Linked DNA regions of Mus musculus: region 1 is linked to region 2. Evidence: chromatin loops called from intact Hi-C (ENCODE). Cell type or tissue: heart. All regions are shown on one strand.

Region 1 (8,000 bases), 52 kb before region 2:
CCTTCAGTTCATGGGATTCTTTCTTTTCTATATTTACAACATGGCTGTGTTCAATTTATTTTTACATCTTGAGCAATGTCCCTTTAGAATAATTCATCTGGAACATGTTAATTCATTCACACTGCATTGATTTCGAGGGTAAGCTAAGCAAGTGAGGTGTCTTCACTCAGAAATTCCTTTTTTCACAGTAATGTCAGCTTCAATGTTTGACTGAAAGGTCCACTTAATAACTTTTTGTTATTTAAACTGAACTAGATAGAATCAAATTTATTTTTGATTTATTTCTGTCTTACTTTTTAAAAAAAGATGTTCATTGGACTGAAACTTGTTACCAGCCTCAAACTCAACTAGAAAGTTCTATTTAGAGGGGGAAAAATCCATGTAGGTTTTGTTTGTTTCTAGCTCAGGCTGTTTTTAGATTTGTTTTTGGGTCTTGTCTATTTTGTTTTTGATGGTTGGTTGGTTTTTAGACCAGGTCTCACTCTGTTGCCTAGGCTAACCTTAAACTCCTGGAATGGAGCAGTTCTGCTATCTTACCCTCCTAAGAAGCTGGGACTACAATTGCGTATGATCATGCTAGCCAAAGACCATTCCTCTTACTGTGAACTTAAAAGGTGGTTTACTGTTCAGCCAGGCATTTCACTTAGTTTCTCTCTAAGTGTCATTCTCTTTTCTGTGGCACAATGCTTAAAAACCTCCAGAGAGTTATTTCTGTCAGCTAGGTTTCGGTATTCTAAAACATCAGCATTTGTAATGAAGGAAATTATATAAGGTTAGCGAATTTGGGGGAGGACATCACACACTCATTTGAATTCTGTATTTTACAAAACAAATGTGCTATTTGTTCTTCCTCTCTTACGTCGAGTTTCTGTTTGTCAGGAGAGATTTCTACACAGTTTCCCTGGGTAAGCCCCTAAGCTGTGAGACTAGGCTGAAGCCTGAAGACTGGCGTTCTCTACCCACCCCAGAGACACCCCAGCAAGTTCAGTCTTCATGAGATTCAAATTCCATGGCTAATAGTAGGGATTATTCCCATCCATCAGAGAAGCTAGCATACAGTAAGTGCTCCAATATAACTCTATGTTGACTGAATGTGTGGATTAAGTCATGAAGGTGCTTGCCTGTAATTGCAACAATCAGGAGACAGGCAAAATGGGAAATGGGAGTTCAGCCCTAGGGTTACAAGTAATAAATTTCAGGTCAGTAACAGCTACAGAGGAATTCTCAATTTAATAGCTGAGGGGGTAGCTCAGTCTTTAGAGTGCTTTTCTTACAGACAGGAACGCCTGCATTCTATCCCCAGCTCTCAAGTATGCGCGGGCATGTGTTTGCGTGTGTGTGTGTGTGTGTGTGTGTGTGTGTGTATCAGTCGGAAGACAACCTCAGATGTTGATCCTTACATGCTGGGTAGGCAGAGTAAGGTGAATCCCTGGGGCTTACTGGCCCTGCAACTGCAACTTAGCTTTCTCAGTGAGCTCCAGGACAAAGAGACCTTGTTCCCACCCTACCCCACACCAAAAGTAAACATGTGAGAATCAACACCTGAGGTTGTCTTCTGACTTACACACACACACACACACACACACACACACACACACACATACATGCACGCACATACACACATCCTTCTGAATTCAACTAAGCAATTCAACTATGTCTTAGCTTCTTATAAAGCCACTAATCCTATTACAGATGCCCTGTTCTCAAGACTTCAACCAACCTTGAATATCTACTAAGTAAATTCCCATTGTTCAAATACTGTCAACATACAAACTTACAAAAATGCAAACTGTAAGTATTTTCTGCAGAAGAAACATTTCGTTGACAGCTATACTGACAGAGTAGAGCACACAGGTCACTATTTCTTTTTACTTTATCTTTACTTTGATTTTCACACTTGACTGAGATCTGGTCACGACACATTGCTCTTGGACCTGGAGTTGAATTGGCTGTTCATCCCACAACTCAAAGAGTTATCCTTGGCCTGTTACTGAAGAAAGAATCACCCTGAGTCGACATCCTTGTGGAATGGCTGACTCACTATCCCATGCCAACAAGCAGGTACTCTGTCTTTTCCTACCACAAACTCATTACTTTTATGTCTGGTTATTTATTTATTTACTTACTTAATGCCTTCACACAGATGGAGATGGCATGTGGATAATATTCTGTATCATATTCCCATATCTATGTGTATAGAAAGTGTTATTGCCTGCAGTCTGAAAATGTTCAAACTTAGACACTGAATTAGAAACCCTAAAAATGGACTGAAGAATTGGAGTCAGAAATAGCTCTATTTCTCTACCAAACAGGGCAGTCCTCATAAATCCCTATTTTTTCTCTTCTTTCTCTTCTACTTTCTCCATGAGAATTTTCAGTGAATCAAGTTACAGGAAGTCATTTGTGTTGTTTGATTAAATCACCACATTAGTTCAAGAAAATCTTATTTCCATTTAAAAATAGAGACTTGGGGTTCAGTAACAGAGTTATGTACCAAACATGAGTAAGGCTTTGGGCTCCATGGATAAATGATAGAAACAAAAATTTTAAAATATCCTCAAGTTTTACTGAGTTCATCACTTTCCAAGCTTTTAAGGGCTAGAGTAGATGCAAGGCACCATGGCACAGACATTTAATTCCAGCACTAGAGAGGCAGAGGCTGGTAGATTTCTATGAGTTCAAGGCTAGCTCAATCTATGCAGAAAGTTTCAGACCATCAAAGGCTACATAGTGAGACCCTATCTCACAATTTAATAAGAGATGGAGTAGAAATTTGAGTCTATGCTTTTCTTAGAAGCAACTCTCTTGCCCAAAGGAACCAAGTTCCTATCCTTCATGAAATGGGACTTCACAGCCTGATAATCAGTTTCTTTGTTCTCCCTTTATCTCTAATACCACCCAACTATCAAATAAACCCTTTAGTTAAGCAGAAGTATTGTGGCTGCTGGAATTATTCAAAGTATCTTATGTAGATTCTCCTCCCTCTCTGTCCTACTAACTGTTCTCAGTGATGTCACAATGCTTGTCCTTGATCTGAAGGCTCTGCACAGTCCAGCTTCCACGACTGGTTTAGCTTCTAATATCACAACCCCCCCCCCCACACACACACACAGCCAATTCACTTCCAGAATACTACCCCAGAATACATTTCCCAGTAATAGTCTATGCACACAAGTATCTGCATTTACATGAAGTTAACACATGTGTCTTAAGAGCCCAGTATTTCCCTATATTCATCCATAAACATACACGAGCTTACAATGTTTACTTACAATGAACTTCTACATATACACTCTTACCTTTTAAAAGACCCTTGAACACATCTCCCCTCTCAAATACAAAACACTCACATATCTGTGTGCATTTATCATCCTATACACACTGTGACCTACATACACATACCTTTACACACATACCCACATGCACTCACATGTATTTGTACACATACTACCCTGCACACACACATTATTAGGGTCAAAATCTGCAAACTCATGAAAGGTCTAAAACTAAGTCTAAATTTTATCATTTAGCAATTTCAGTGATTGGACTGAAGGACATTTTCTTTCTTTGCAAAAGTATTTCTTTTCACAAATGATGTGACCTGATGGCACTATTTGCTCTCACCTGTAATTCCAGCAGTTGGGAAGCTGGGCTAGGTGGATGACTGCAAGTTTGAGACCAGCTTGAGCTATGGAGTGAATTCCAGGTGAGTTTGAACTACAGAGTGTGATCCTGTCTTAGATACAGAACAACACAACAATGTAGTTCAGTTGTCATCCTATACTGAAAGTAGACACCAAGATTCTCTGACACAATGTAATCAAGGAGTGTCTGTGTACAGCAGACATTTTAGGCTCCTATAAAAAAGCACACCATTTTAAAAAGAGGAAGAACACTCCTCCACCATGAGCTCTTCATTCAGTTTCATTTCTCAAAGGATTGTAGAATTGACTGCATGAAATTCATTTTTACATCTTCACAATGAGAAAATATGTTGGTCCCTTTTTATGATTATGTGAATGGTTATTATTTTTCAACTTACATTTGTGATTATTATTATTCAACTACTGGTGAGTTTTAAAAGTATATCCCTCTTGTGCTTGGGATTGAACCCAGAGCCTTGAGCATGCTAGGCAAGCACTGCCACTGAGGTACACGCCCACCCACAGCATAGCCTTCTACTGTGGGTGAACGGCTGGAGGCTTTGTAGTTGGGCAAACACCATCCCAGCTTTGGAAGACAACAGTGAAATGCACAGAACTACCTTTTTACACCATTTATTACTCTCGCCTTCAGAAGGGGAGCTGCAGGAACGTGGGGATGCTTCAAAGGCAGTTTAATGTGAGGTCCCCGTACTTTTTCTTATCATCACCAATATGTCTGAAATTTCTTCTTTTTCAAAAAGAAAGTACATCAGAAACCTTTATATTAGGACAAAGATAGCTTGCTATCATCACATCTACGTGTTTAATATTTATGAGGGAGAGGACTGATGCACAATAAACCCATTTCCGATGTGTCATACTGTACAGTGAGTCATGCGTCTGCCTGACCAGATAATGTAACAGGACATCCTGTAGTCGCTGTGCACTTTTGCCAGAACTTCAGTGTTTTGTTTCTCTTCTGGCTCTGCAGAAGACACAAGGGAAACAGAACTTTAGCCAAATACACATTGTATTTAGAGCTTCAATTTCACAAAACAATGATTTAAAAGTGCTTTTGCATCACTACTCTCTCTAACAACATATCCCTCTTTTGGATTTTTAAAATTCTTCTTGTTGTTTGTTGTAGGACTGAATGTCAAGCCTCGTCCACTCAGGTCTGAGGCTCGCCAGCAGGTCCTGCCTCTTGTTTTTTTTTTTTTAATTAGATATTTTCTTCATTTACATTTCAAATGTTATCCCCAAAGTCCCCTATATCCTACCCCCAACCTGCTCCGCAACCCACCCACTCCCACTTCCTGTCCCTGCCATTCCCCTGTACTGGGGCATATTATCTTCCCAAAACCAAGGGCCTCTCCTCCCATTGATGGGCAAATAGGCCATCCTCTGTTACATATGCAACTAGAGACACAGCTGGGGGTGGGGGGAGGGTACTGGTTAGTTCATATTGTTGTTCCACCTATAGGGTTGCAGACCCCTTCAGCTCCTTGGGTACTTTCTCTAGCTCCATTTTTAGGAGCCCTGTGTTCCATCCAATAGATGACTGTGAGCATCCACTTCTGTATTTGCCAGGCATTGGCATAGCCTCACAAGAGAGAGCTATGTCAGGGTCCTGTCAGCAAAACCTTTCTGCCTGCCTCTTGTTTTACAGTGCACCCTCTTCTACTGATTTCCCGTCATCCTCTCCCCACACTCCAATCCTCCCTTATCGATGATTTCAATATTTTCTAGAACCCCAATTCTTGACTTGTGTTTGGTTTCTGGCTCTTAATTTTTATTGTTTAGTTTTGTTCATTTGCCATTGAGATTGAGATCTGGTTCTGCAACCCTAGCTGGCCTACAGCTGGTGATCTTCCTTCCTCTCTCTCCCATGTTATAGGAATGTACCACCATTCTCAGCTCAGTTTTTTACTCTTCATAGAAATCTAAGCTTCTCTGAAAAGGGAGAGAAACAGAGAAGAGACAGAGGGAAATGGTAGATTCTTTGGTTTGTGGATAACTCTTTATCCTCAACTCTCACACCTTCTGTCAATGGTTTTGTCTTCTTCCCAGTAAAATAGGGAAAGAATCGGCAACCACTAGGCAACCACAAAAGAGACCCCAGAAATGACAGCTATATATGCAAAGATTGATAAGAGTAGAAAGAGCCAGGCATGGTGGCGCACACCTTTAATCCCAGCACTAGGGAGGCAGAGGCAGAGGCAGAGGCAGAGGCAGAGGCAGAGGCAGAGGCAGAGGCAGAGGCAGAGGCAGAGGCAGAGGCAGAGGCGCAGAGGCAGAGGCGCAGAGGCAGAGGCGCAGAGGCAGAGGCGCAGAGGCAGAGGCGCAGAGGCAGAGGCGCAGAGGCAGAGGGGCAGAGGCAGAGGGGCAGAGGCAGAGGGGCAGAGGCAGAGGGGCAGAGGCAGAGGGGCAGAGGCAGAGGGGCAGAGGCAGAGGGGCAGAGGCAGAGGGGCAGAGGCAGAGGGGCAGAGGCAGAGAGGCAGAGGCAGAGGGGCAGAGGCAGAGAGGCAGAGGCAGAGAGGCAGAGGCAGAGAGGCAGAGGCAGAGAGGCAGAGGCAGAGAGGCAGAGGCAGAGGCAGAGGCAGAGGCAGAGGCAGAGGCAGAGGCAGAGAGGCAGGCAGATTTCTGAGTTCGAGGCCAGCCTGGTCTACAAAGTGAGTCCCAGGAGAGCCAGGGCTACACAGAGAAACCCTGTCTCGAAAAAACAAAACAAAACAAAAAACAAAAACAAAAAACAAACAAAAAATAGAAAGAATGACTAATTACAAAACAATCAATTAGTTATTTATATTTTGCTTATAAATTGATGAAGTAGGAAAGAGAATTTAGAATCATAAAGCGTGTGTTGTCTGGGAATTTCCACTTCTTCCTAGGAAACTTTGCCAAACTTGTGTAGGGTGTAAATCCTACCACCTCAGAGGGACAGCTAAAATATTTCAGCAGATTCCGGGGCAGGGTGGGGGACAGATTCAGGTGCTCCCATTTCTATTTCCTGTTTCCAGATTTATATCACACACATATTGCATTACTCAATATCTTGTCATTCAGGGAAACTCCTTATAAAAAGTTACTTCAAAATGAAGAAAGATTGAATTTGGCTTGTGGCTTCTGAGGCTTAGTCCATGGTTGGCTGCACTGCTTTAGGCTGATGAGGAGGCAGTGTTTGTTAGTAGCAAGCACATGAAGCAAAGCTGCTCATCTCATCGTCTCCCGAAAGCAACTAGGAGGAAGGCAGGGTCCCAAGTGTCCTCCAAGGACACGCTACTAAGGACCTGTCTTCCTCCACAAGGTTGTCTTGTTGCAGCAACAAAATAGCTGACAAGACCCCAAGGAACGAAAGGTTTATTTGACTTTTACTTCATCATGTCAGGGAAGGTACAGCAGCAGGGACAGGAGGCAACTGGTCACATGACCTCCACCATCAGGAAACAGCAATGAGTACCTATGCTCAGGTCATTTTTCTTCTGTCTAATCAGTCCCAGAGTCAACCCATAGAATAGTACAGCCCACATACATATAGGGCCTTCCCATCACCAGGAACCTAATCCAGATCATTCTTCACAGATTGCCCAGAGATATGGAGACTCTAAATCTCATCAACAGCCAAGAGGACCATCACACCTTCCAAAGGTTTCATGGCTTTCCAGTCTCATCACAAACTAGTAACTAAGCATTTAGCAGATGGGCTGTGGGACACATGAATGCTCAAACCCATATATATATATATGATATACAGGACTAATATATCTACATATCTGTATTTAAATATATATATATTTATGGCCTCTTCATTGTAATGAACTGCCTAAATATTTGAATATTTCTCCTTTCAATAAAGTGAAAGATTTGATTACTGGTTTATTTGATTATTTTTCAATCTTTATTCAAAACAGCCTTAGGTTGTTTTGTTGTTGTTGTTGTTTGTTTTTTAAGCAACCCTAGCTAGCCTTTACCTTGTGATGTTCTTGCCTTAGCCTGCCGAGTGCTGGGATTACAGCTGTGCTCCTTAAACTTTACTCTAGGTTGCGATGGTTTATTTTCTTGGGCAAATGCTTTGAACTGACAATAAAAGGCTTCACATGTTACTGTACAAAGCACCGAATCTGAGAACTGGTTGTTATTACAGAAGCCACTGAACCAAGCCCCACTTTACAAAATGAACAAGCCAGCATTTCACAGCTGAGAAACCATGAAATTACAACTGACACAGAGACCTTGGAGTTTCTATACATGTTTCTTCTCTTCCAAAAAGATGATTTGTGTGGCCAGATTTCTCTAGAATTTAGGTTGTATTTGTTCCTAAGAACAAAATATTATAGATATAATTGTCCATATCCT
Region 2 (8,000 bases):
ATGATGCCCTCCAGGTCCATCCATTTGCCTAGGAATTTTATAAATTCATTCTTTTTAATAGCTGAGTAGTACTCCATTGTGTAAATATACCACATTTTCTGTATCCATTCCTCTGTTGAGGGGCATCTGGGTTCTTTCCAGCTTCTGGCTATTATAAATAAGGCTGCTATGAACATAGTGGAGCATGTGTCCTTCTTACCAGTTGGAACATCTTCTGGATACATGCCCAGGAGAGGTATTGCGGGATCCTCTGGTAGTACTATGTCCAATTTTCTGAGGAACCGCCAGACTGATTTCCAGAGTGGTTGTACAAGCTTGCAATCCCACCAACAATGGAGGAGTGTTCCTCTTTCTCCACATCCTCGCCAGCATCTGCTGTCACCTGAATTTTTCATCTTAACCATTCTGACTGGTGTGAGGTGGAATCTCAGGGTTGTTTTGATTTGCATTTCCCTGATGATTAAGGATGTTGAACATTTTTTCAGGTGCTTTTCAGCCATTCGGTATTCCTCAGGTGAGAATTCTTTGTTTAGCTCTGAGCCCCATTTTTTAATGGGATTATTTGATTTTCTGGAGTCTACCTTCTTGAGTTCTTTATATATATTGGATATTAGTCCCCTATCTGATTTAGGATAGGTAAAGATCCTTTTCCAATCTGTTGGTGGCCTTTTTGTCTTATTGACGGTGTCTTTTGCCTTGCAGAAGCTTTGCAATTTTATGAGGTCTCGATCTTACAGCACAAGCCATTGCTGTTCTATTCAGGAATTTTTCCCCTGTACCCATATCTTCGAGGCTTTTCCCTACTTTCTCCTTTGTAAGTTTCAGTGTCTCTGGTTTTAGGTGGAGTTCCTTAATCCACTTAGATTTCATCTTAGTACAAGGAGATAGGAATGGATCAATTCGCATTCTTCTACATGATAACCGCCTGTTGTGCCAGCACCATTTGTTGAAAATGCTGTGTTTTTTCCACTGGATGGTTTTTGCTCCCTTGTCAAAGATCAAGTGACCATAGGTGTGTGGGTTCATTTCTGGGTCTTCAATTCTATTCCATTGGTCTACTTGTCTGTCGCTATACCAGTACCATGCAGTTTTTATCACAATGCATGTATTTACTCTTGCACAAGCTGTTGGATATGTTTTTTTGTTTTCTTATTTTTGAGACAAGGTCTCATTATATCATTCCTTCTGGTCTGGAACTCACTATGCAGACCATGTTGACCTCAAACTTGTGTTGATCCTCCTACAACTATATTCGAATAATGGAATTATAAGTGGGAGCCATCATCCTTGGCTAACGTAATTATAGGCTTACAGCTCAGGGTATCTAATACTCTAGTGTCCTTTTAAATTATGCATAAAATAATGGTGTAGTGATCAGCGATGCTATAGGTCCAGTTAAATGTAGAGCTCGGCACATAGTTTCTTGTGATGGCCTCATTTGTTAACTAATTTTTCAGAAAAAATTTGATTATTAGCTTAAAATTATTTTTGGAGGGAAAGGTTAAAGAAAGATGTATGAATTTTTGTTGTTTTATGTGGCTTTGAGGCATGTATTCAGTGTTAATGATGTGTTTAATGTTGAATGGAACATGTATGTTCCAAATTCTAACATAGTATGGAATTTTCCAGTTTTCTAACTTTAAAATTATGCTTAAAATACTACTTTTAGAGCTATATCTCCTACTTCTGAAGTTTGTCAGACTACATGCTGTGGGTGATTCCTCACAGTGTGGTCTGAAAGGTGTGTATGAGCACAGACCTTCAACAGGGAGGGCATGTAGTACAGTCTGTGACTTGGACAGTTGCTCCAGATATGTATCCTTCCTTTGACGATAAATCCCAAGTGCCAGATGTTGAGGAAGAGATAAATCCCTCATCATGTTTGCTTTTGGCAATATCTACCCATTGCTCATGCTGGGGCAGAGCACAGGCAGACCTCTGTTGGCTCCAGTCTAGCTATCCATGAGAATGGTGAACCATACTGAAGTGCAGCTTTGGGTTGTGTGCGTGCAGTTTTTTTTGGATATGGTGACAGTGTGTTGACCTTTTAGCTCTGATGTGATGTAAGAAAAGAGTGGAAATCAATCGACCTGATGCTCAGAGGTGTGGCTGTAGGGAAGTACATAGGATTTTGTGAGGCTGTCAGGTTGCAAGTCCTGGACTCTGGTGGCTTTATAAAGAGAGAGGGAGGGAGAGAGGGAGAGAGAGGGAGAGAGCTACATGTGGTCCATGTCTTCCACATTCTGTCTCACATTTGGAGCTCTGGCAGCCAAAAGACCATGACCAGATGTGGCCCCTTGACATTGGACTTCAAGGATTATAAGTCAAAATTAGCTTCTTTTCTTCAAATGTTACTCAGCCTCAAATATTTCATAGTAGTAATAATAGAGGAAGAACTATATAGGAGCTGTGTGTGTGTAACATTAGACAGAAAAGCAGAATATCAGATTGCTGCTAATTTAGAGTAATGATCAAATCAGAGAGATTATTATTCTGAAAGTTCTCCTTTGATGGAGGTGAATAGTACAACCCAATATGCAGAGACTAGCAAAAGGGGAAGAAAAGGAATTTCTCCGTCTGTATACTGTTTATCCTCCACTTACTGGAGTGGTGATGTCTTCACCCATCTTTTGGGTTTTTACTCTATGTCTTCTTTTGTGTCTAAGAAGTGAAAATTACCCCAGACGCAGAAATCCAGAGACTTCTGAACTGTAAGGGATGGATGGGTACTAGGGTCACCCAGTTGTTTTGCAACTTTTAGACTCTAGAAGTCAGGATGTGTTTAGATTGCTCAGAGGTAAATCTGTGAGAGATTCCCCAAGCCTTATAAGTTGAAGTCACCAGTTTGTCAAGTACAACTGTGCAATAAAACTAATTTAAAGGAAATGATGTGTGTACCCATAAAAGGCCTTTGGGTTTCTACCCAAACCTCCCCAGGCTAGCTTTAGAGAAAATGAGGAATTTATTGGAAGGAAGCTGAAGTTTTGAACACAATTGCACAAAACTAAAGGAAGAGCTGACCAAGCAAGACTGTGATGGGAAAGGACTGGCAGGTATGGGGTGGTACCAGAGCTCTTCAAGCAGATGTCTCTGTCTCTCTGATCTAAATAGGAGACTGTTGTTTCCTTCCACACAGGCCTCAGCATAAGCAGGATGTGCTGAAACAAGCCTCTCCCACCAAGGCATCCCCAACACACCATCCTCTTACCCAAATTTATTTTGCCCTATAGTAGAGCCAGGGCTTGTGCGTTTATCTTTAAAGATCTGGTGTAATTGTGATTCAGGGCTAAAACAAAGGCTTGTGGTCTTCTGTACTCACAGAGGGTGTTCTGTTTCAACCAGGTTGACTAAAAAAGATGTTTCAGTGGACTAAGGATAATAAATCTAGCGAAGATGAATATTTGCAGGCCAGTGCATATAAGACATTCTCAAGAATTCTCCCAGATTGTGTGCTCAGTAGATGCTCTGGGTATATATATATATTTTCCCCAGTCCTGGTGGAGTTGGTAGCAATATCCATACTTTCCAAATGAGTCAGCTGAGGCTAGAGGATTAAGTGTCTTCCCAAAGTTTAGGATTTGCGATTTAGCCTTTGATCACAATTCTCAGCATACACAACCATTGCAACACCCAACAGGGTTCTGACCAGTCACTCCTTCTGGTTGGTGCCCACAAAGGACTATGCGGTAGCTTTGGCAAGAATTCTCTGCCTGCGTGGAGGCTAATACTAGGTGTGCATATTTCCACAGCCAGACATTTCTTGATCTCAGACATTCCTGACAGCAAGGATATTAGACATGTGGCCAACAAAGAGTGCATCTTTGTGGAATCCATGGGAGAAAAAGAATTTCAAGTACAGGAAGAGAGATAGGCTATGCTGGGTCTTCAGGGCTGATTAAGGACAAATATGAAAAATGTGTGAGTGTGGTTAGCTGTAGGGTTTTTTGTTTGTTTGTTTTTTTAAGAGGAGGAAGAGTTGGGCATGCAGTTCATGGTAGAGTGCTTACATTGCTTGCATACATCCAGAGTTTCATCTCTGAGAATAAAAGACCAATAAATAAGTAAGAAACAAGTGACATTTTTATTTTTGTCTTGTTGGAAATGATACAAACTCTTTGAGTTTGTATGTTTCTAGAGTTTGGTGAGTATAGGGTAAAATGTAAATTTGGTGACCTGGTAAAAGCATGCTTTTGGTGAAGGCATTGGGACAGATGGATGGATACAGAGGTAGAGTACCTGCTAGCATGTTGAAGCCCAGATTGGTTCCCTTGTAACCTCCACAGAGAAGAGAGGAAAAAGATAGGCTTCACTGAGACAACTAACAATCTTTCCTTCTGCCTGAGTGATTTGTAAATGGGCTGATTTTAACACAAAGGGGAAGGGTGGACAACAGGCAACTATGAGTTCTCTAAAGAATTAATCCTTTTGGGCTTAATCATTAGGCAAATTTAGCTTCCTGGTTTCAAAGAGAGAAAACATACCCACACAAAAAAAAGAAAAACTGGAGCCCCTGGGAACAAGTAGCTTCCTCCTCTTAGGGCTGCTTGAAAAAGTCCCTTCCTGCTCAGCGTGAGGCATCTGGGGAGTAGGCCAAGAAGCCATGGGGTCCTGGAGAGGGAGGACATGCCCTTGGGGGTGAGAAGCTGAACACACTGGCTGAGGTGGCAGGCTTGGAAGACTGAGGGCTGAGAGGCAGCTTTGTTCATTCCACATTCACAGGAGAAAAGGGACGGCTCTGGGGCTGGGCCTCCTGTCTCCCCTGCTTCTTGATGCTGAGGGGACAAAGTAGAAGTCTATTTTTTTTCACTTCCCCGTGGATAGAATCAAGAAGAAATGTGAAAGCCAATTGATAAAGAACAATCTGTAAACATGAAATGTTTTCCTGCCAAGTGTTTGAGCATGGGCTGTAAACATAGGGACAGGGACACCATGCAGCAATAGAGTCACCTAGAGACAGTGTGAGCCAAAGAGCTGAAGTTTCAACCACGCAGTTTCAGGAAGAGGAACTGAGGGTAGACTGGGAACATATTCTGAATCATTAAGTGCTGGGATTGTCAAAGTGCTGCAGTTGTTAGTAGCATTTTCTTTCTTCAGGCATGAAATATCTCATTTCTAGACACTTTAATATGCGTGTAATTGACAATAAAACTATTAGCGTGTTTTTGTTGTTCTTGAAAAATCATTTTATTATTTGATGTATTTGGATGTTTTCCCTTCATGCATATGCCTGTACATGTGTGCCTGGTGCCCTCGGAGGCCATAAGAGGGCGTCAGATACCTGGAATTGCAGTTACAGATGGTGGTGAGCTTCCATATGGGTGCTGGGAATTGAACCCTGGTCTTTTGGGAGAGAAGCCAGTGTTCTTAACCACCAGGCCATCTCTCCAACTCCAGTATATGGTGATTGTACAAGACAGTAGATTTCACTATGAGAGAATGTTCCCATCATGCATATTCTTTCCCTTGCTGTCTGTCCGCTCCTTCTTTCCTGACCCTACACCAACTGCTTCCGCTTTCCAACGCCCTTAGCATGTTACATTTAATGATTTTGTTTGTTCAAAAAGTCACCGGAGCCTCTCTTCCGTCAAGTGTGATTAAGTCACTCTACTCTGGCTTTCTTTGCTGTAGGGGACAGGGAAGGAAGCTGGGACACAACCATTGTTTACCTGCCATTTAAGAAGCATTTAGCATCTGGTATTTTACTTAGTTCTCACAATAGCCTTGGAAAGAGTGGAATTATCTGAATTCACAGATGAAGTAAATACCATTACATTAAGAAACTTTTCTGGTGTTTATGTGTCTACTAACAAATGAAAGTTCCAGGTGGGACCTGATTTCCCCATACTATGGCCTTTTTCTGCTTTACAGCAGGAAAATGGTTGTTTTAAAGCAAGAGTCTTTTAGCCAAAATCCTTCGAGTTTTTCCCGATTCTTAATGAAGTAGGGTGGGGTTTGGCTCAGTGTTTGGTGTAGCTATACCTAAAAGTAAAATAACTTTGGGAATTAACATTTATTGATAATTTATTATAAACCAAAAAAATATGGCCATAAAAGTATGGGTTCTACTTATAAGCTTTTTATAAACCACGAAACATAGTTCATAGAATTTCTGAGTCTGCTTTGATTCAGTAAATGGTGCTTGGCCACTGCCTTGGTGACAGGTAGCCGTTGTGGTGGTGCAGGCTGCACGGTCTCCTTTCTCTGTTTAAGGTACCTGCAAGGAGCATGGAAGCAGACAATTGTTTGCCCAGAGACCTAGAAACTAGTGATTTTGTTTGTGTCAGAGTTCAAGATGCCTCTCTTCACTTAAGTATGATGATGTCACAGAGGTGACAGAGGTGACAGAGGTGAAGTTGCGCCTGCCCTCAGGGTGTGTGCAGTGGGGTTAAGGAATAGTTGCACCTGTTTCCAATACTGAGGGCTCAATGCACACGTAAAGTCACATTGTGAGTTATTAATGTTGGTACTTGTGACTGAGGAGAGAAGAAATACGAGGCAGAGGAATGTGTGAGCTGTGGAAGGCCAGCTGGCCAGGCCTTGCATTTGGTTTGGAGGGCTGGTTAGATTTGCCTACATGGGAAGAGCTTGCTCAAGTAGAGATGAGGAGGCAAGATGACCGCATGTTCATGGGTTGAAATCTCTGCCTCTGACAGAAATTTTCTGCTGGAGCCATGCAGATGATTGACAGTTAGGCTGGAGAGGGGTATTGTCAGACTGTGAGCAGTACGGTGTCTATGTGAGTGTGTACTGCTCACAAAGAAAGGCAGGACTCTTTGATCTAATGAGAGGTGATTGTAAGGACAGTACTGAACACTTACTGCCTATTTATCCTACCAAGTAGCCTTTATTGTACAATAGCTATGCAAGGTTTAGAATGTCCTTCATTGACAATTCAGTACTGTACACTACTGACAGAAAGTGTGGCCTTCATGGACCTACATTTACATGAGAGATAGATTGATGATAAAATAGGTAAATTCTCGGGCTGGCATTAAGGAAGAACAAAGAGAGCTGTGAGCTGGGAGGACACTCGGAAGAGAGCATCACATTTTCAAGCTTGTTTCTCTGTGTGTCCTTTGTATTAAATCGGGAAGGTAATAGATGGGAGGAAGTCTCTGGAGAATTTTAAATGTAAAATAATGTTCCTAGTCATAACCATAGTACAGGGCAGAGGGAAGACCAATGCCACGGGGACCAACTGGTGGGCAACCGCACCTCTACATAGATCCTGTAATCGTTGATATCATGTAGGTCTGCTGGGGGGGAGGGGATCAACGTGGGGAAGAAAATCAAAAATTACCATTTTCTCATGCATGCCTTCCCAGAACTCAGAACCCAAATGTAAATCTCTCACAGAATTGATGGGACCTGAGGGGACTGGATTTGACTAGGAAATGACAACACTGGACAGCTGTGGTTTCCCATGCTGAGTGGACAGTGTGGTGAGGAATTTAATTAAAAATGAAAATTCGGTAGAATTTTGTGATATGCTGTTGAAGTACATACATAAAGTAAATAATGTCGAAGTAGTGTCAGGAGTAGTGTCAAGGCATTTAATTCTAGCACTTGGGATGCAGAGGCCAGTCTGGTCTACAGAGTGACTTCCAGCAAAGCTAGAATGACACAGGTAATCCCTGTCCAGAAAAAAAAAAAAAGAAGTTTTCAAACTTCCAACATACTACAGAGGTACAAAGTATTGTATTTTATTTTAGCGTTGGGATTTTTATTGTAATATTACATGATGTTTGCTTGTGTTTTGTGTTCTTTAAACCTTAAATTTTTCCTTTTAGTTTTATCTTACTGATTTTTACAATGCATTTACTTATGTATTGCTTATGAGCCAGGGCCTTCAGTTTAAGTAGCAGAAGATGACACTGAACTGATCCTCCTGTCTCTACCCCAGGTGCTGGGACCACTGAGCCAATTTTACATTTTATATATATATAAAAAGATATGGTCTGAAACTGAGTGACAGCCTTCCCTAGAGTATTAGTCCCCTG

Evidence for each region. Hi-C counts contacts between places; a loop is a spot of excess contacts. Peaks named below come from ENCODE experiments on the same cell type or tissue, not always from the same donor. Only the 100,000 strongest peaks of a DNase experiment are listed, where the experiment ranks them.
Region 1: it touches region 2 in a loop (2.1-fold over the local background); 7 of 42 quality-filtered maps call a loop at or near these places.

Annotation. Positions count from the first base shown.
Region 1 is chr4:3,655,598-3,663,597 of GRCm38, forward strand. It overlaps 2210414B05Rik (RIKEN cDNA 2210414B05 gene), which reads left to right and starts at 909. Exons shown (of 4, transcript NR_040643.1): 1 at 909-1,058; 2 at 1,693-2,061; 3 at 3,637-3,706; 4 at 7,227-7,511. Gm42250 (a long non-coding RNA gene) reads right to left here. Exons shown (of 5, transcript XR_881076.3): 5 at 2,965-4,629. In heart, no CTCF peak of the experiment used is centred here; a DNase peak (open chromatin) is centred at 4,564.
Region 2 is chr4:3,707,683-3,715,682 of GRCm38, forward strand. All of the region lies in intron 1 of Lyn (LYN proto-oncogene, Src family tyrosine kinase), which reads left to right. It overlaps 6330407A03Rik (RIKEN cDNA 6330407A03 gene), which reads left to right and starts at 7,282. Exons shown (of 1, transcript NR_028126.1): 1 at 7,282-8,000. In heart, no CTCF peak of the experiment used is centred here; DNase peaks (open chromatin) are centred at 4,579 and 5,509.